Linked DNA regions of Homo sapiens: region 2 is linked to region 1. A link is a loop called in an ENCODE intact Hi-C map of the cell type or tissue named here. Cell type or tissue: heart left ventricle. All regions are shown on one strand. Links, peaks and the distances in the headings refer to the core of each region. The heading gives the core; the rest is flanking DNA.

What was found. Peaks named below come from ENCODE experiments on the same cell type or tissue, not always from the same donor. Only the 100,000 strongest peaks of a DNase experiment are listed, where the experiment ranks them.
Region 2: a loop joins it to region 1, with 3 times the contacts of the local background. A loop is called at or near these places in 9 of 110 quality-filtered maps.

What each region holds. Positions count from the first base shown.
Region 1 is chr11:7,573,254-7,582,699 of GRCh38, forward strand. The region is part of intron 3 of PPFIBP2 (PPFIB scaffold protein 2); the gene reads left to right. It overlaps LOC105376535 (a long non-coding RNA gene), which reads right to left. Exons shown (of 4, transcript XR_007062579.1): 3 at 8,007-8,156. Among named protein-coding and RNA genes, the nearest start is that of PPFIBP2, 64 kb to the left of the region's middle. RefSeq lists enhancers at 618-1,442, 1,443-2,266, 4,990-5,069 and a silencer at 4,685-4,919. In heart left ventricle, for the core only: no CTCF peak of the experiment used is centred there; a DNase peak (open chromatin) is centred at 3,658; H3K4me3 peaks cover 3,994 bases; H3K27ac peaks cover 4,869 bases.
Region 2 is chr11:7,631,130-7,640,575 of GRCh38, forward strand. It overlaps PPFIBP2 (PPFIB scaffold protein 2), which reads left to right. Exons shown (of 24, transcript NM_003621.5): 12 at 1,738-1,805; 13 at 3,366-3,423; 14 at 4,423-4,464; 15 at 8,603-8,741. Among named protein-coding and RNA genes, the nearest start is that of CYB5R2, 38 kb to the right of the region's middle. RefSeq lists enhancers at 1-811, 8,275-8,404. In heart left ventricle, for the core only: no CTCF peak of the experiment used is centred there; a DNase peak (open chromatin) is centred at 4,212; H3K27ac peaks cover 1,832 bases.

The DNA.
Region 1 (9,446 bases), core at 546-8,545:
TTCATTCTGGATGGGGAAGCACTGTCCTAACCCAGGGATTAGCAAACCATGGCCCACAGTTAGCCCACTGCATATTTCTTACACTCATCAGCTAAGAATGATTTTTACATTTTTCAAGACTGAAGAAAAATCACAAGAATGTTTTGAGATGGGAAAATAATATAAAATTCACATTTTGGTGTCCATAAATAAAGTTTTACTAGTACACAGCCACACACTGGTTTAGGTATTGGCTGTGGCTGCTTTTGCACTGCAAATAGGAGAGTTGAGTATGAGATAGACTACATGGCCCACCAAACCCAAATATTTGCCATCTGGCGCTTTACAGGAAAAGTCTGCCGACCTTTGTACTGATCTATTTTGGAGGTGCATTCTCCATGCATGTGTTCTGTGGAGGCTTGAGCTGCAGTGGCCAGGACTTCCTCCACAGCACTCTTCACTCCCTTCCCCCGCCTCCCCTTCTCAGCGGGCCCACTGTGCACCATGTCTGTTGAAGGACACAAGTTTACATCTGACTTATGAGGATTTATGAGGGAGTGTCCTGGCAGCTGCCACCTATGGCCCAGAGGTGAAGGCTCAGGGCTGAGCGGAGCCCAGGATGCCTGTAGGTGATAGGTCAGTGGAACAGCACGTGACCATGAGATTCCTCTCAGTTTACAGTTCTGCCTGATAAGATGCTGCTGATTTCTGGTAGGCAGCAGGAGTAACACCTCAGGGGGCCTCAGCTCCTTTTTCAGCCATTCCCTCAAGTACTTGGAATTCCAGCCAGGTAGGTGGCAATCCTGGGGTTCTCTTCTAGACCCTAGGACAGGGGTGGAGCAAGCTACAGTGACTTTCCCCGGCAAACCTGACCACCCTGGCCTCTTAGCTGTGTTTTTACTCCCAGAATGCTCAGCCTCACAGTCTCCTGCCCTTTTCCCACAGCTGGCTGCTGCATGTTGCAGGCAGTAATGAATCTGTTTGTAGATGAGCAAAGTACTTCCAGGAAGGCCTTCGGGACTGTTAGGTCACTGTAGTGACCCGTATTTGTGTACCCTTTGTGCTTCCTGAGGACTTCTGTCTTCAGAGAGGGGTCCAGTGAGTCTGAGACACCACCTCACAGGAGCAGTATAATGGGAGCAGCAAGCCCAGGCCCCCGAGCTCCCAATAACAAGGGGAGCCTAGACCTTTGGGAGTAACTACCTCGGCCAATTAAAAGCTGGGCTTCTAGCCTTTTGGGAGTCATGGACTGTTCTGATAATCTGACAACTCTTTTTCAGATAAAGATTTATGAATACAAATAGTAGTACTTTCTATATATTTGACGAACATATTTAGGGGCTCATCTGATCCCTGGAATCCCATCTGTAAATCAAGTGAGGTGCCCTGGACAGGATGGACTTCTAGGGCAGTGGTGCAGCCATGGGTTTGCCTTGCCAGGCCAGTGTGATGAGGGAGCCACGACAGGGACCCAGCTGCCCCTGGGGGTGGGGTGAGTGAGCGAGGAGGTGCCTTAGCTTCTGAATCCATCCCATTTCACTCAGCCCTTCCCCTTTCCCTCCTGCCAACCTGCTCCTAGGTCTTTTGGGGTGTTAATTTGTGATTTTTGAGTTGAATTACAACGTAAGTAAAATGTACTTGGTGTTTAAGGAAAAACAAGGCTGAGATAAGACTTGCTACTTGAGAATGCCATAAAAATGTCAAGAATTTAGCTGCAGTTTATCTGGATTCTTCCCTCCCTTCCTCCCTTTTCTGTCCCTTTCTCTCCCCTACCCTGCACCCCCCACCTTTGTTCATCACACATTGAGTTGAGCTAACAGAGGAAATGGGCCCCGTCTTTTCCTTTTTGTGTCGAACATCTTTACCCTGGAGAAACGGACCTTCAAGTCTCTTTCCTTCACATAGAATTTTAGTCTTACTTTACCAGTCTTATCATTTGAGCCTTATTCTTTCATCCAAAAAATGTTTAAATTCGTACTGTGTGCTAAGAATTGTAGGCATGGAAGTAGGAGAAGTGAGTTGGAAATCAGACACACTTCTGACAGTCTGGTGCAATAGGAGTGGTCCAGTGTGACAAGGTCAGTGATGAAGTAGAGAGGGGAATTTAGGTGCTCAGGAAGGGATAGAAGAGGGACACCTGAGCCACAGCTCTATGTAAGCTGGGAGTGAGCAAGGCTGATGAGAGCAGCCACATTGGCCACCTTTCTCTTTTCTCTTTTCTCCTCTCTTGTACCAGAACCTAAGGAAGAGCACTGCACTCCTCCCAGGAGAGGGGAGAATTTTCCACCATCCTGTAGAGGCTGGAACCTTGCGCCACCTCTCCCTGTCCAGCTCCCAAATCAGCTTGTCTACCTCCTCTTCCTTGGAGTCCCAGATATACCTTTATTGCATACCATATGATAATTCTTAACCCAGGGCATGAAGTTTTTCATTTGCCTTGGATGCGGGGAAAATGTGTATTGACTGGATGAATTTCTTCATTTGACTTGTTCAGGCTTTTAGACAGAGAAAAACCAACCTACTGACCCCTGTACCTTTAGAGATGTTCTTCCTTGGCAACATCCTGCCATAGCACGGGCAGGGAACCTGGGCTGGGTGGGTCACACTGTGCTGTGGAGCAGGGCCAGAGGTGAGGAGCAAGGGGCTAGAGCTCAGCGCATGGGCAGCAAAGCCTGCTTTTCCTTTCTGGCCTCTGTCTGGGTGTGTCTCCAGGAATTTACTCCTCCCCTTATGCCAGCTGCTGGCTAGAGCTCTCCTCCTTGCCGCCTCTGTGATCTCTGTGGGCTGGCCCAGCCTGCCGGGGACTGTGCTGCCAGGCATTGTTTCTCCCCTTTTGGGCCCTGCTTCTGGCCCTGGTGGACATTGAAGCCATGCTGAGGGGCATGCGGCATGAGGGGCATGAAGGACTGCTCTTCAGACTGGGAGTTCCAGGAAACCCCGGAGGTGACCCCCAAGGGAACTGGGAAGGCCCAGGCAGTCACAAGCTGTGCATCTGCAAGTCCTTTGCCACAGCAGAGCTCGGGGCCTTGCGTGTAACCACAGTTCCCACCGTGTAACCACAGTTCCCACCGCACCCACATCAAAGGTCACTTTGATAATCAGCCATAGCCAAAGGCCACACATTAAGGGCTGGGGAAGGGAGAAAAGCTGTTTTTAGTGGGGAGCTCTCAAAGGAGATGGGAATAGGAGGAGGTGGGGGGTGGCATCTAGGGAGTGCTGGAGGGGCCACCTGGAGAGCCTGCATGTGACCTGCCCTGAAAGGAGGAAAACAGCTGCAGCTCCAGGTCTCCGCCAGCCTTTCCAAGGCCCCTGTCTACCCAGCACTGCTCCCTGAGTCTCATGGAAATGCACGTGAAGCAGCCTCAACCTTTCCACCTCCTTGGTTTGTAAAGCAGGTAGCCCAGAGTGGGGGACAGCCAGAGAGGCAGGACCCTCCAGCCCTGGCCCCTGTTCAGAATGTGGCCCCCAGGGTGCCCTGGCTGGTGGCCAACAGTCCAGGGCCAGACTCCCCTGAGTTTGCGGCAGTTGGTCTCTAATGGATGGTACCACCAGTGCCAAGGACAGCAAACGCTCTGTGCTGGGCCCGTCGCACAGCAGGACCAAGAACCCAGACTGGAGCTGCTTTTTTTTGGAAACAACAGGCTTTCCTCAGGGCACAGCCCGTCACTCGCCTGGAAAATGGGTGGGCGTGGGCTTCAGGGCGGGGGTCAGGCTGTGTGTGGGAACCAGTGAGCTCCTCCAAGAGCAGCACTTATTTTTAGTCTTCTCCCCAGTCCCAAATAAACTGAGAGCAGCTGGGAGCCCTGGGTAAATGCAGAGTGAAGCAGAGACAGGAAATCGGGGCTCTCAGTAATGAGTTCCAGCCACTCCAGAAGGGGGAAGCCAGACAAGGAATTTTCTTCAGGACTGTTTCCCTCTGGCAGGCTCCGGTATTATCACTGAGAATGGTCCCGTGTGTGTGTGCGTGTGTGTCATGTTTACAACTTCTGTCCAAGTCTTCTTTCTTTTTTCTCTACCTTTGTGTGACATTTGATTTCTCCGCAGGGCTCTGAATCCCAGTCCTGGTGCGTGTGCGTGCATGTATGTGCGTGTGTGTGTGTGTGTGTGTGTGTGTGTGTGTTTGTTGGGGTGGTCGGGGAGGACACTGAAGCAGCACGGTCTGCTCTGTGTCGCTGTGTGTCTGAAACTGTCTAGGGAGAGGCTGAAGGACGCAGGCCAGGGAAGTGGGGAAATTTGAACACAGCTTGGAGTTCTTGAGGGGGGAGGGGGCAGAGGCAAGGAAGAGGAGAGAACTGGTCTCCAGCCAGGAAAAGGGCTTTTTCCACCAAGGCATCTAACTGCTGACATGGGTGCCCAGCATGGATGGGGACATTGATGTTTACAAGCATTTCTCGTGGCTGAAGAGGGTAAGTGACTGGCTGCTTTGTCTGGGTCTCCGTGGAGATAAGTGAGGGGGAGACGCTTTGGGGTGTTTTGGGGTGTGTGTGCCTGTGTGTGGTAGGGGGAGGTATTGTCCAGCAAAGCCCTGCTGTGGCCAAGTTCTTCATGAGAATCTAATTATAGACACCAGGGAGAAAACAGTCAGCTGTCTTTGTTTCTCCACTGACATTCTAGTGAATGAGCCTCTGTACAGAAAGGCAAGAATGGAGTGAGGAAAGTTGGTTATTTTAACTTTGGCACCTAAACAGTCAGAGGCTCCAAACACCGTGACCAGAAGAATGTGCCCACCGCTTTTCAGTTTGAGGACACAGGGAGGAAGCTGCTGCCTTTTTAAATGCATTGGATTCGGAAGTTGTTTAACTCGTTCTCACTCTGATGTTATCCGGTGGAGCACACATCTGCTGTCAGCAGAATGAGCTTCTGCATTTCCGGAGGAAAGCTTTCAGGGAGTTCTCTTTGAATGCTCTGAAGCTGAGGGTTTATGTTGCAAGTTGTTCATGCCCTTTCTTTAGAGGATAAACCTGAGTGTGTGGTATGAGCAAGGAATGAACGGACGTTGGGGGCTGGAGTAGCATCATACTCCTAGAATTCAGGCTGTTTCCTCTTTTGTGGCTGCCTTTAAATTGGCTAAGATAGGTATGAATTTATTTTCACACGAAGGGATTTTAGGCTGAGTGTTTTTCAGAGGCAGGAAGGGCAAAAGCAGCTGACAGGTTAGAGATTTGACATTGTAACTGCAGAAGGACAGAAGAACCAGGAAGTGTCCAGCTTGGAAGGGGCATGCAGATGCCCGGACCCCGACTCCCGGACACTGAGCTGGCTGGCTTTTGTGTGAGTGCAGCAGCACTCATTCAGCAAATCTGTACTGAGTTTGGGTACTGGGTGTATAGTAGTGAGCAAAATAGAACCAGCCTCTTGTGGATCTTCTACCTAATACTGGAGATGTAGGTGAAACAGTCCCAGGAAATAAACCTCAGATTACAAACAATAAGTGTGCCTGGAGGAAGAACAGAAGACACGGGACTGCTGTTTTGATGGAGAAGGGGGTTGGGGCGGTCAGGGAGTTTGAGGAAATTATACTTCGCTGAAAACTGAAAGAGCAGTAAGAATGAGTCAGGTGAAGAATGGGGTGAAGAACATTCCAGGCAAATGGGGCATAGGGGATGATGTATATACAAAGGTCCTAAAGCAAGATGGAGTCTGCTGATTGTCCAGATTGAGAGAGAGCCCATGTGGCTGAGCACAGTGATGGCAGACAGAGGCGGGCAGAGGCTGGGATCACGCAGGACAGTGAAGGCCACGGTAAGGCTTTTGGGCAACCTGGTTTGTGTGCTGGGGGACTTGTAGCAGGGAAGTGACATGGGATACATTGGGGGGGGTCTAGTTTGTATTTTAAGAAAATTACTCTAGCTGTGATGTGGTATATGGTAAGCTATGTTGGGAAAAGTGAGGCAACTGAACACAATTATAGGGCTGGAGGGCTTGGAGGGATGGGATAGTACAAACCCCTCATTTAACAAAGCCCAAGAGGGGCTAAGAACCTCATGGTATTAGTGTCATAGCTATTAGTGGTGCAGCCTGGTCTTGAACCCTGTTCTCTATCTCCCAGTCTAGTTCTCTTTATTCATTTTCTCTGCCAAATATGTATAAAATTATTGCTTTAGAACCCAGCAGAAATCCTGTCTGTGCCCAGCCCCTAGGGCATCACAGTCACCAGAAAGCATGCTGAGATGACCAGACGTTTTGGCAAAGGTTTGCATCATCTTAGGTTTTTTTTTTAAGCCCCACTGGGGAGATACTGAAAGGAAATATGTAAGAAATGCACTGACCATCACTTGGTCCTTCTTTCCCTGTATCCCAAATGAAGCTTTTAATCAAGAAATCCTTTCAGCCAACATGTGCCTGGGATTGTCAGAGCCTTGTCCCAGCCCCTGGGGCAGATACTGTAACTCTGCCTGCTACAGGAGAAGTTATGTGTGTGGAGGAACTAATTTTGCATGTGATGCAATGTAAGAAGGCCCTTCTTGTCCCAAGACCCAGGGTATGCTGGCTCCTGTGGACAGTTGGAAGTTTGCTTAGGGAAACTTTAAGCAAGGAGACTTTAGAAACCCCCAGGATGACTCATAGCAAAACAGATATTTTTCTTCTACTTTTAGAATTTTAAAGAGCATTTTACAAAAGCAAAACTCAAAGTGTAGACATGTCATTGGCAGTGTGATAAGAGTATTTTCACTATTCTCTACCCTAAACACTACTGCCAGATTTTTAAAATCTTCTTAAAAAAAAAAACAAAAAAAACAAATTCCCTTTCGTCCTGTGACCCCAGTGATGAGCCCCCCTGGACTCACCCTTAATCTGGAAGAAAAATCAGGCCCTTCGGCTTGCTTGGCCTTTGAGACCATTAGCAGCCCAACCTCAACTTACCTTTTTAGTTTTATCTTTTATATCTACCCTGATGAGCTCCCAAGTGTATTTCTTCCCTTTTCTGAGCTTTTACCACAGATGACCACCTCCTCTCTAACTCTCATCCACTTCAACTGACTCCATCCAGGCTGTCTTTTCCCAGGAAACCTCTGCTGGCCCTCCCTCCCCACCTCCTGTAGCCCAGGTCTGCAGCACTTCCCATCTGCATGGCTCACCCACCCTTTCTCCTGTGCTTCAGCTGAGGTGGTGTGGAGAGCTGGTTTCTCTGAACTCATGCTTTTGAAGGTAGAAACACTATCGTCTTCATTCTCCTTTACAGAGGGCATAGATTCTGGAAGAAGAGGTTCCTGGTGCCAGAGCAGGAGCCCTTGCCCTTTGAGCAGTCCAAGGTGGTGGTGTCTCAGGGCAAAGGGGAGATACTTATGTTCAGAGAGGCATGGAGCTGGAGGGGAAATATTTGCTCAGAAAAGAAATCTTGCTCCAGGGCCTGTGTGGGATGGGATAGTATATACTATTAATATTACAGTTAAGAACATGGAGTCTGGAGTGAGGCCTGAATTAGAATCCTGGCATTGCCACGTTTACCAGCTGTGTGATCCAAGGTAAATTATCTCAAAAGTCTGGATTTCTTTAACTATAAAATAAGGGAGATAATAGTACCTACCACATACAGGCTTTATGAGGACTCAGTAAGATAGTACGATTAGTGCAGTATCATGCATGTAGGAAATACTCAATAACATGCTTGCTATTAACTGCTATTGGTGATTATCAGGAAGGGAGAAGTTGAAAGAGGAACAGATGGAACCAGGTTCTCTCCTAGAATTGCCTCTCAGGCCATTCAGTGCTTCAGCTTTATGACCCTTCCCATACTCCAGATCAAGGTCTCAAACCAAGCATATTGAAGACCTAGAAAAGGCAGCTGCAACCTGGGCCACCATAGGTGACCAGAGGCCTCATTGGCTGCTGGATCTGGCCAGCTTGGCTGTGGTTGCTGAGTGAAGGCTGATCAGGGCTGATGCTCTAGTTCATTCTCCTAACAGACAAAGCCTAGGGATAAGGTAGTCTCTTGCCACAAGTATCCAGAGGGACTCAGTCACAAACAGCTCACACCTGTTCTACATTGAGTCCAGTGGATCCAACCCACACAACCATGAACACACCTCTAAAAATAGCTCCGAGCAGGGTCTGTGGGACCCACCCACTGCTCTTTCGGCAAGAGTTCATTTTCCCAGGAACAGAAATCCCAGACTGTCAGCATCTTCACACTGCTTCCTGGCTTCCAGCACTCTCAGTGCTTAAGCAAATTCCAACTGTAGGTCACAAAGAAAATGGAATCACTACAGGTCCCCCATGCAGTTGGCTCAGGTTCTGCAGTAAAAAGTGGAATTAACTCAAGCTGCTAATGTGAGACTTTATTCTGTGTCATCTGGTGCTCAAATGGTTGATCTAGTAGCCTGGCCACTTGGGCCAGAAGAGCTGCAAAGGCAGACACGGAGGTCTCCTCACTCCAGACACTGACTTGCCTTGCATTCATGTTGGACTGCAGTGAAAGTTACAGAAATAGGCAGCAGCTTCTGTGAAGGCTGTTCCTACTAGTTAAGAGCATGGATCCTGGATCTAGATTCCTTGGGCTCATATCTCACCTCTGTGTAGACTTGGGCAATTTATTTAACCTTCCTAGAATTCAATTTCCTTGATTATATATATGGATAAACAATTCTATAGATAGATAGATAGATAGATTTTTTTTTTTTTGAGACAGAGTCTAGGTCTGTCACCCAGGCTGGAGTGCAGTGGCACAATCTTGGCTCACTTCAACCTCCTTCTCCTAGCTTCAAGCGATTCTCCTGCCTCAGCCTCCCGAGTAGCTGGGATTACAGGCATACACCGCCATGCCCAGCTAATTTTTTGTATTTTTAGTAGAGATGGGGTTTTGCCATGTTAGCCAGTCTGGTCTCGAACTCCTGATCTCAGATGATGCGCCCGCCTCAGCCTCCCAAAGTGCTGGGATTACAGGCGTGAGCCACCGTGCCCAGCCAATTCAATGTATGTTAAGTGCTTAGGAAGCACTTTATAAGTGTTAGAGTTATGGGGAGGATGACATCGATCAGAACTGACAACCTCTGGTTACTCGGGAGCCAGGTACCCAACCTTGATTCTGAAAAGAGAGGTTTTTCAATCCTATGGGAAAGGCAACAGTGGATATGGTCACCCAAGGGCACTAGCTTCCTCAATTTCCTATGATACCTCCTATTTCTGGCCAACACACCCGAGATGCCTGTACATTATGTTTCCTGGTATAATTTAGAAGCTAGAATTCTGCCATCTCTGACATCCAGCACCTGTAACTCCTGCCAGCTCCTTGAAGAGAGGCCTCTTTTACCCAGTGGGATTTAACAAACTGGCATCACACCAGGGTCATTTGCTGAACAACTTGTGGGCACTACAGAGCAGCACAGCCATTGTTGGTTTTGTGGACTGGCAGCAGCACTTAGGGATCCTTTGACTCATCCCTGCTTTTCTCTGTCCCTTCCTCCATAGCAGCTCTTTCACACTTTTCCATTAGTCTTCAACCTTATACTCCCCTTTCAACTGATGTC
Region 2 (9,446 bases), core at 159-8,158, 57 kb after region 1:
GGCAGGTGAATACTTAAATTAATATAGTGCCCCTCAGGCTGTGATGGGGATGGGCGAGCAAGAGGCTGAGGCTCTGGCCTGTGCTCTGGTTGGAGGCAGCATGGTGGATACTGGAACTTTCAAGGATAGGAGTTCTCCTTTTTAATCAGGCTCCTAGTTTATTTTTATCTTTTTTTTCTCTGGAATGTAAGCATAGACCAAAGGTGATGTTTGATTTATCTACCACCCTTTCTCCAAGGTCTGCAGTAATGCCCGATACCCAGTAGAATTCAACAAATATTTGTTGAATGAACGAACATGTCTTGCTCATTTAGAGGAATTAACTGCAACCTCTGAAATGCCGCATTCCTGCTTGACAGATACGCCCTTCAGCCCCTATAGCCAGGACACAGATTTTCCTTCTCATCTATTTCGTTTGTTTAAAATCTGGTCCTATTGTATGAATCTCTCTAGACTTAAGCTAGATACAAATAAACAAATAAACAAGACCTCAGGTGAAGGAGGGGCTTCAGCCTAGGGTCCAAAAGATTCCTGAAAACGTCACACTATCAAATTGAAAAGAATCTTAGTGCTTCAGTTCAACCTTTTTAATTAAGGAGCAAAAGCATCATCCAGTGAGCCAGTTATTGACTCAGAACAAGCACCCCAGATTGCTGGCAATTACAGAATAGCGGTGTCCAAGTCTTACCAAGTCTTACTGGATACCTCCACGTGGTCACTGTGATGAACATTGTATCTGGCAGAATATGGACTTGAACCCAGGTCTGACCACAATGCCCAGGTATTTAAAACTATACTATAATGCCAGCGTTGTTGTTATAGTAGACCAAGAGGATGCTAGGATCTAGAGAAAAGAGGCAGTACTGGAGACATGGGACTGTCTTCTTTCATAACCTCCATTAGCTCAAGGTGGCTCCGCCTGTGATGCTAGGTGCACTGCTGAAGGCACAGTGTTGTGGTAGGTACAATACTGAAGACACGGGACTGTATTATTTCATACCATCATTAGCTCATGGTCTTTCCCCCTGTAATGTTCTTTCCTTTCTTGCCTTAACCAGTTCTCATTTCTCAAAATTCAGCTCAGCTTTTCTCCTCTCTAAAGCTTTCTCAGCCTTCCCTCTGGTGAGAGGGAGCCCCTCTCTCCCACTGTTCCCATATTGTGTTACAGGTGTTGGAGCCATAAGAGCATTGCACATTATTCTGTTATCCTAGTGTACTTGTCTGTCTCCCAGATGTGGGGAGTGCTTGCTCCAGACCTGGCACAGGGCCTGGCAGGGAGTAGATGTTGCTGATGTTTGTCGGGTGACCATATCAAATGGGATTTTCTCATTGAAAGCAACAAAATTTGGCTCTGGCTAACCTAAGCCAAAAAGAATGTTTTTAAAAGAGTCTGCAGTGGCTCGCTGAATGAAAGGAAAAGCTGAAGAACCAAGATCAGAAAGGGAAGGAGCAGAAAAAGCCCAAGAACCCAGGTCTCAGGACTGTACTACTGGGATATGAACATGATCTAAGCTCTAGGGTCCAGGAAGGAGAGGCAAGCTGGCCCAGATGGACTGATAAGCCTACCACACCCCCTTGCATCTTGAAAGAGCAAGGCATCTATAATGATGTATCCACCATGGCTGCACCCAGGGAGGAAATGTCTCCCTAAAAGGAATCATGTGAAGCAGGGGGAAAGATGGTGGGTGGTCCCCAAACAGACTGTCCTCTACCGTGACTCTTCTGTCTCTGGTGCAGATGCCTCCAAGATGTAGCTCTCCTACAGTGGGGCCACCTCCATTGCCACAGAAATCACTGGAAACCAGGTAAGAGGCCTGGGCATTTCCCCACAGCCACTGTGCTCTCAGGCTTGCCTTGGGGCTGCCGAAGTAGATGGTGATGACCGTGAATGGTGAGCATGGCCACTGAGTCCTAGGTGCACCTGCCCCTCTGTTGTTAGGGCAGTTACAAACCAGGCCTACCTCTTTTGGCCACAGAAGGGCTTCTCATCCTTCAGGCTGAGGGTGTGGATCATTGTCACTGAGAAAGGATCTGGCCAAGGATTAGAGCCTCAGAGGAGAGGTGGCTGCAACTCATCTGTGTCTTATAGCAGCTCCTCAGAGCTGAGAGCATCCCGTGATGTGTGTTCCTTTTGTCAGCCTCTGCCTCCTGCTCTTAGAGTGAATTTAGCCCTTTGACAGTCGAAGCTTTCTAGGGAAGGCCATGTCTTCTCATAGCAATTGGTCTAATTGCTTTAAGGATGCTTCACAACAATGAACTAATAATGGGCTCGCCTCTGAGGTCATTTGACTGCCATCTGTCTTGTTCCCTCTAAAATAAACCTAAATCTAGTTCCCTATGTCCGTACTTCAGCACACATTTTGAAATTGAGCCCCATGTAAGGGAGACATGGAGGCTTCACTACCAAGGTACTGGCAACCACTACCAGGCTGCCTTTCAGCTAAGGTGTTGGGGCAGATGACCACAAGCATCACAGAAACTCCCCAGAATGGTGCTGAGTCTCCAGAGCCTGCACTCTGAGTCCACTTTCCAGAAAGCAGTTGTTCCCTTGAGCCTTTAGCCCAGAGGAAAATGGTAATGTTAGAGAAGTTGATCAGGCAGTCCTTAGTTTTGGAGAATAAGAATTGTGGTTTATGAGTTCACTGAGGGAAAGGTCAACACCAAGGAACTCGGACTGACCAGATTTACAAGAGACTAATATTTTTTAAAATGATGACTTACTCGTATAATCTGAGAAATATGACTGCCAAGGAGACTTGGCACAGGTTACCCTTGTGACCACTGGTGGCATTGCCTCTTGACACATTTGGTGCCTTTCTCTGCAAAATAGACCCTGAGAGAGCCAGATGAGTCTGAGCAGACTAGATGGGCATGCAGATCCAGAGCAGAGTGTGGCAGGGTCCTAGCAAGTGATGTTCTGGAGCCATGGCTGGTTAATGTGTTCATCTCTACTCTAAGGAGGCCCAGGTCCCTCCTCCCTGGATTACTCTTAGACTCAGACAAGCCCAGCATCAGCACCTTTCCCCTCTTTTGACACTGTAGACCTTGGCCTTTTATGACCGCACAATTGTCACCTCAGTGCAGCAGAATTGAGTGTATTCTGGCTTTTTGTGCAATGCCAAGAACATTTCATTTGGATTTAAGTGACCCTGTCATGCCCTTACTAACACATTATTGGACCAGTCTGTCCCCCAAGGTGGGCCAGTCTCATTTTGTATGTAAAGGCTATTATGAGAGGGTATTTTTTTTTCTTGACTTTGAACCTAAGCCCAAGACCATCGGTTAAGCATTTGAAATGTCCTCTGCATGAGTGATAACATGTACCTCCTTCTCATAACTATTTCTTTCTTTTGTGTTTTTTTCAGGGCTCAGAAAAAGCTCTCTTGTAGTCTAGAAGACTTGAGAAGTGAATCTGTGGATAAGGTCGGCTCATCAACCTATCCTTAAAGATGACTGAGTTACTTTTTTGGGCCTAGCATAGTACTGGGATATACAGGCAGGTCCTGGTCCCTACCTTGTAGAGGATTTTATAAAGTTGTAGAGGAAGCAGGAATTACATGAACATTTTGAGAAAATTAACTGGGTGTGGCCCAAAGCATCTTAGAGGAAGGACAATTCAGGAAATGTTGCCTGGAGTTGATGAGAGAAGATGTTGAGATCAGCAAAGCTTGGTTAGAGTCTGCTGAGCAATAGCAGGTTTTGGAAGATGGTGGAGAGTAGGAGGAGGTAAGGTCAGAGCCATGAGACAGATCAAGCCAGGGAAGATCTTGACTACTAGTCCTATATCCCTGGGGCACTTGGGGACATCGTATAGATTTTTTTAATGATGAATTAATGTGAATAAAGGAGATGATCCCAAGGAAAGATGTGGGATCGTCAGGATGTTGGAGAGTGAGCTGTTGTAAGAGTCTGGAAAGATGGAGGAGGGTCTTGTGGCTCCTTATATAGGAGTAGCCCTTGATCATGTGGGTGGACCTCATGCTGCAGGGGACAGTAGCAGGCTCTTGAGCTTGGTCATTAGAGACCAAGGGAGCCTGCCCTGATAGAGACCCTTCAGTGAGCCTGTGCTGCATACCATCCCTTGGTCTCCAATAATGTTCATCAGCCTCCTTGTTGATACAGTGGAGAACCATAAAGGCTGAAGTCTGCAGGAGCCCTGGGATCATTCAGTGGCTCTGCTCCCATGGTCACGTGTCTCTCGGTTGCCATGGTCATGTTGCTGGCAGCTGCCCAGGACATCTGTCCATGGAGTTGGACAGGGATCTTTCCTGCCCTGGATGGTGATTACTTGACATGAAGATGTGGAGGGAGGGGATGCGCCTTTCAGATTTAAGCAAACAGGTAGTCCTGAGTTGTTGCTGTTTGTGAATAACACAAGTCTCTTTTTCTCCACATAAACGAAATCCTCATGTTACTCCATAGTGTATGGATGGGAACCAGCCCTTCCCGGTGTTAGAACCCAAGGTACATTGACTTCGTGCCCCGTCGTCTATTTGTGGTTACACTGTTTGCTAGTATTTTAATTTAGCAAGTCATAGTTTTCATAACCTTAAAATGTGCCAACTGTAAGGAGTAAGAGGGCAAGAGGAAAGACGCAACTTTTCTCTCCCATTTTATTTTTATGTGCACTCAGCTATTTAATATGCTTTTGCTATCATTATCTGTGGGACAGGATTTATTATTATCACCTCCATTTTATAGGCTCAGAGAAATTAATCTTTAACAAAGTAATCTAGATTTAATCACTGGGAAGGGGATTGCTACGATCTCAGCACACTGAAGAACGTGACAGCTCTCATCCTTTCTGTGCTGATATGTCATGGTTAAAAAAACACAAGTGTACACTCAGTCCCGCTTTGATGAACAAGTTATGTTATAAAAATTCCATTAGGACTGATCTTCTCCAGGGAAGCCTGTTGTGGAAGAGGATTAAGTTTTTAGGCCAGTGCACAAAATGTTGAGCCCATAAAGAAATGAAGATTCATATAATTAGCATGATTTCAGCCACACCCAACCACCATTTATAACATTATATGGAAAATGTATTGTGAGGCTGATGGCATTTCCCTTCTCTGTCCCCTGCCTCCATGTCCATATGAAACATGGAGCTTCTCATTGCTTGCTGACTTCTGCCTGAGAGGGTCATTTTATATTTTCACGGTAAAATGGGGCATCTCTGCTCCTCCACATCTGCGTAAGAGAAAGATCTTTTCTGCACGTCTGCATCTATATAAGGGGCTTCTCTACTCTTCCATATTTGTAGCAGTTGGTTCTTCAAGTGGGCAGCCATTCCTTGGGCCATCTGAACTGTATAGCAAAAGTCTTCTGCCTGCTCCCCTGCCCAGGTGCTCTGCAACACAGTCCCTTGAGCCTGGGGTTGGTGTGGTCCCTTTGTGAACTGAAAGGCTTCCTATGGCGTCAGCTGTTAAATCGCTCAGCAGTCCCCCCTCCCACCTCAGCGTCACAGAGGTCATTCGCAGGTGTTTCTAAAGCACACCTGTAAGTGACCACCTGCTCCTTTGGAAACACACCCAGCTCACAGGCTCAAGGTTTAAGACGCCAATTTGATTACCAAGAAATATAAGTAACGTAGAACTATTTATAAAGAAAAAAATGCTCCAGATTAAAAGATTAATTCTTACATGGTTTTGGCCATAATCACAATCTTATACAACCTCAGTTATTCAACATGACCACCCTCCCCTCTCACCCACATACACCACCGTCCTCCCCAGAATAGCTACACAGGTGCAGAACCGCTCCACAGTCATCTTTCTGCAGCATCCCTAACTGTAGTGTCTGGCCCTTGCTTAAACTGGCTCTTGCTTTCTGTGACTGAGAGCTCATTTCATTGGAAGACATCCTTTGTATTCTTTTGCAGCTGTGTGAGCTTCTCTAAAATGTGCATCTGCTGATCCTCTCCCTCCACATCTAGCCCATGGAAAAAGTCAATCTCCCCTACTCCTGACAGCTCTGGAATTTAAGTCCCTCATGCCCTCTCTGAGTGCTCTGTTCTCTGGGCTGAACATCACCTTCTCATGTGCATGGATCACAAGCCTTTTAAGCTGCTACTTAGTCTTCTTAGGCTCAGCGCTAGTTTCTCAATGTATTCTTCAAGTTCTGCCCTGGACCAGACTTGGAGTGTGATATTCTAGATGTAGTCTGACCAGTGCCTGCCGTGGTCTAAGGACTCCTCTTCTAGATTGCTATTTCTTTAGGCCCTGGGTATGTGATATTTCCTGTGCTTCTCCTTATCCACTGTCCGCTGTGTGCTAGGCCCTGTGGATATGTTATTTCCTGGCAAACCTGAGGTAGGAATTGTTATTCTCCATTTAGAAATGACCAGAGGTCCTGAGAGGTGGAAGAGAAACAGCTCTGTCTGAGTTGGTCTGACTCAAAGCCTAGGCCCTTTCCACTCTGGCATGCTGCTTCTCTGTTGTAATTTAAAGCAGCTGGATAATCAGTTCTACACTACTCCCTTGGCTGGGGCTTCTGTTCCCCTACAGCCAGGAGGATTGTTCTTTTTGGAGACAGGAGAAACAGAACTGGAGTTGAGCATCCTTGTTTCCTCTGCGTCACGTCTTGACATTGCACTGCCTTCCACATCAGTGAGTCATTTCTTCCCAGCCCTTATTCTTGGCCTGAGCAGAGCTCAGAGAGCCCTTTCCATTGTCCTTGATTCCTTTTTGCTGTCTTTCTTACAGGTCGGGGCTGCCTTTTAAACCCCATCCTTGGGTTAGGTATGTGTTCTCCTTGCATCTCAGCTCCTCAGGGAGCTCCCCGGGTGGCCCACTTGCTTCCTTGGCTGTCTCTGCCCTGCCTTGAGGGAGCATGCGTGATGATGCAACCAGAAACACGTTTTTGAGAGCTCTTCCCCCCTCCATATGTCGTATATAATAGGGAGCTTGGAGTCATGCCCTTCAGGTCTCTAACATCTTTGAACACTACCTTCTCACAGTCAGTGGTTCCTGGGTCTGACTGCATTAGTATAATCTGAGATAATCTGAGATCCTTGTTAAAAATATAGACATCTGGGGTGTGCTTCCAGAGGGACTGAATCAGGGACTGGGCACTGGGAATTCATGTTGTTTTACAAGTGCTCCAGGTAATTATGAAGAGCAGCCGGCACATGAACTACCACTTGGAAACTGTGGGTCTTGACCGTATGTCTGATCATGTCTAATCTTCACCTCATGGGTCATCACAAACTTGAAAATCTCATAGCCTTCCTCTCTGAAGGTTCTAGTTACTTCTACTCCACCAGCCAGTTCTTTCAGAATTCAGTTTCCTCTCACTGTATCTCTCCTTTCTGAACTATTTATGGGGAGTTAATAGTCAATGTTCAATGAATGAACTGAATCTCAAACAATTTCTAGGACATATGTTTATAAGCAAATTGAATTGGAAATATATTGGATATTTGGCCTTTAGCTAAATGGAACTTCATAAGATGTCTCAGTCACAGCAGCCTTCCATTACTGTTGTGACTTGCCAGTTTGAAATCTGTTTTGTTTTTTATATTACTTTCTTCAGGATCTAATCAGGTGATCCACAGTTGATTCCTTTAGTGACATTGCTTCAATTTCTCTTTTCTTTTATTCTCACTTTCACAGCACATTCCACTGTGTTTCTCTCAGGTTTGCAGATTAAGAGAGGCCATTGTATGCCTCTTTACCAAATAAGTGCTATCTTCTTCCTCATTTAATCAACTTGTTTCTTTGGGACCTTTCCATGGCCAGGGTCCAAGCATGGAGCTGGCTGCACTGAGGCTCTACCTCGTGCAGACTATGATCCTAAGTTCCCAAAGGAGCTTTGTTGGCATGTAGTCCTCTGGCCCATTTCTTGTTGTCAGCTCCCCCAAGGGTGTGTGTGTATCTTCATGCTTGCCTTAACATGATGTTTTTTAAGAAGCCATGATCACAATATAGGGATTTTTTCTTCTTTTGCTCCACATTTAAACTATAATTTCCCTTCTGTACCATAGCCGCTCTCAGGCAAGATCCATATCATTTATGCAGTTGGTCAGGCCCTCACAGAGATCTGCCCTTTTCTGGTCTGAGTAAGGGTTCCAATTAGCAGAAGCACCTCTCTCCTCACCACAGGAAAGCAAATCTGGGGGAAACAGAGGAGCCCAGACCAGACTGAGCTCAGTTTCCTCTCTTGCAGGATTGTTATTTTACATATATATGTATGTATGTATGATAAAACACTAGGCAGCTTTTATTAGAATGCCAATTTTCATATCCAAAGAGCTTACAGAGTAATTCACGGCTGTTAATTCATTGAGTCTCTGAGCACTAGGCCAGACAGCAAAGGCCGCTTTGCAAGACAGCTTCACTTCCTGTTAGAGTCAGTTTCAGTCAGCCCCAGATTTGCACTTGACTCTGTCCCTGTCTTACTGTGTGGCCTTGGGAAAGTTTCTTCCTTCCTTGGAACTCTGGTCCCCTTTCTCGGACTAGCTAAATAATCTTTGAGGGGTGTTCAAGTCACCATATGTGAAAAATGGCTCTTGCAAAACAGGGAGTTGTTCTGTATCCAAGGATTTCCTAACTGAGGCTGACAGTTAAGTCGGTATCTCTCTCTTTCTCTCACCTTCCAATAGGACAGCCCTTTCTTGGCGGAGCACAAATATCCCACTTTACCTGGGAAGCTTTCAGGAGCCACGCCCAATGGAGAGGCTGCCAAATCTCCTCCCACCATCTGCCAGCCTGACGCCACGGGGAGCAGCCTGCTGAGGCTGAGTGAGTGTCCAGCCCTGGTGCTGGTGGCCTCTGAGCAGTGTCCTTGGCACTTTCAATGATTGTATAAGATCCCTGCACCTACCACCACAATCCACAATTGGAGAATGGTGGGGTGGGTGGCTGGAACAAGTTGTACCTTGGGGTGGTCCCACCTCCCCAGAGGCTCCCCCTGGGCGAGCTGTTTTCTAAGGTCAGCACTCTACAGTCTCAGCAAACCAGGGTGTGTGTATCCCCTACTTCTTTTCGGCTGCAGCTTTTCACCCTTATTTCCTCTCTTCTTCTCTTCCTCCTCTCGAACTCTTTCCTGTCCTTCCTAGCATTGTTTTCCCTCCTCTCAGACACCCCCTTCTACCCTTCCTGCCCCTGGTGCTTCCTTCCTCTGTCATTCTGATCTTCTCTCTCCTGTCTCCACCTTCTTCTCTGCAGCTTCCCTATTCCCCGTAGGAGGGTATCATGCACTCCAAGTGGGAGCATTTCCTTAGGCAAATGAAGTCAGTGGCCAATGGGCAAGGGTGTCGGTCTGCAGGTATCCTTTCGGTGCGTAAGACCTGAAACCACAGAGGCTTTTGCTGCTTTTCATTCAAAATAAGCCATCTTTCCCCACCAGCAGCAAAAGATTCAATGGCCCCGGAAGGGAACATTCTGGTCCTGGCAGGGTTCTTCCTGAGGCTCCTCAGCCTCAGCTCTTCCCTGAGCTGGCCCATG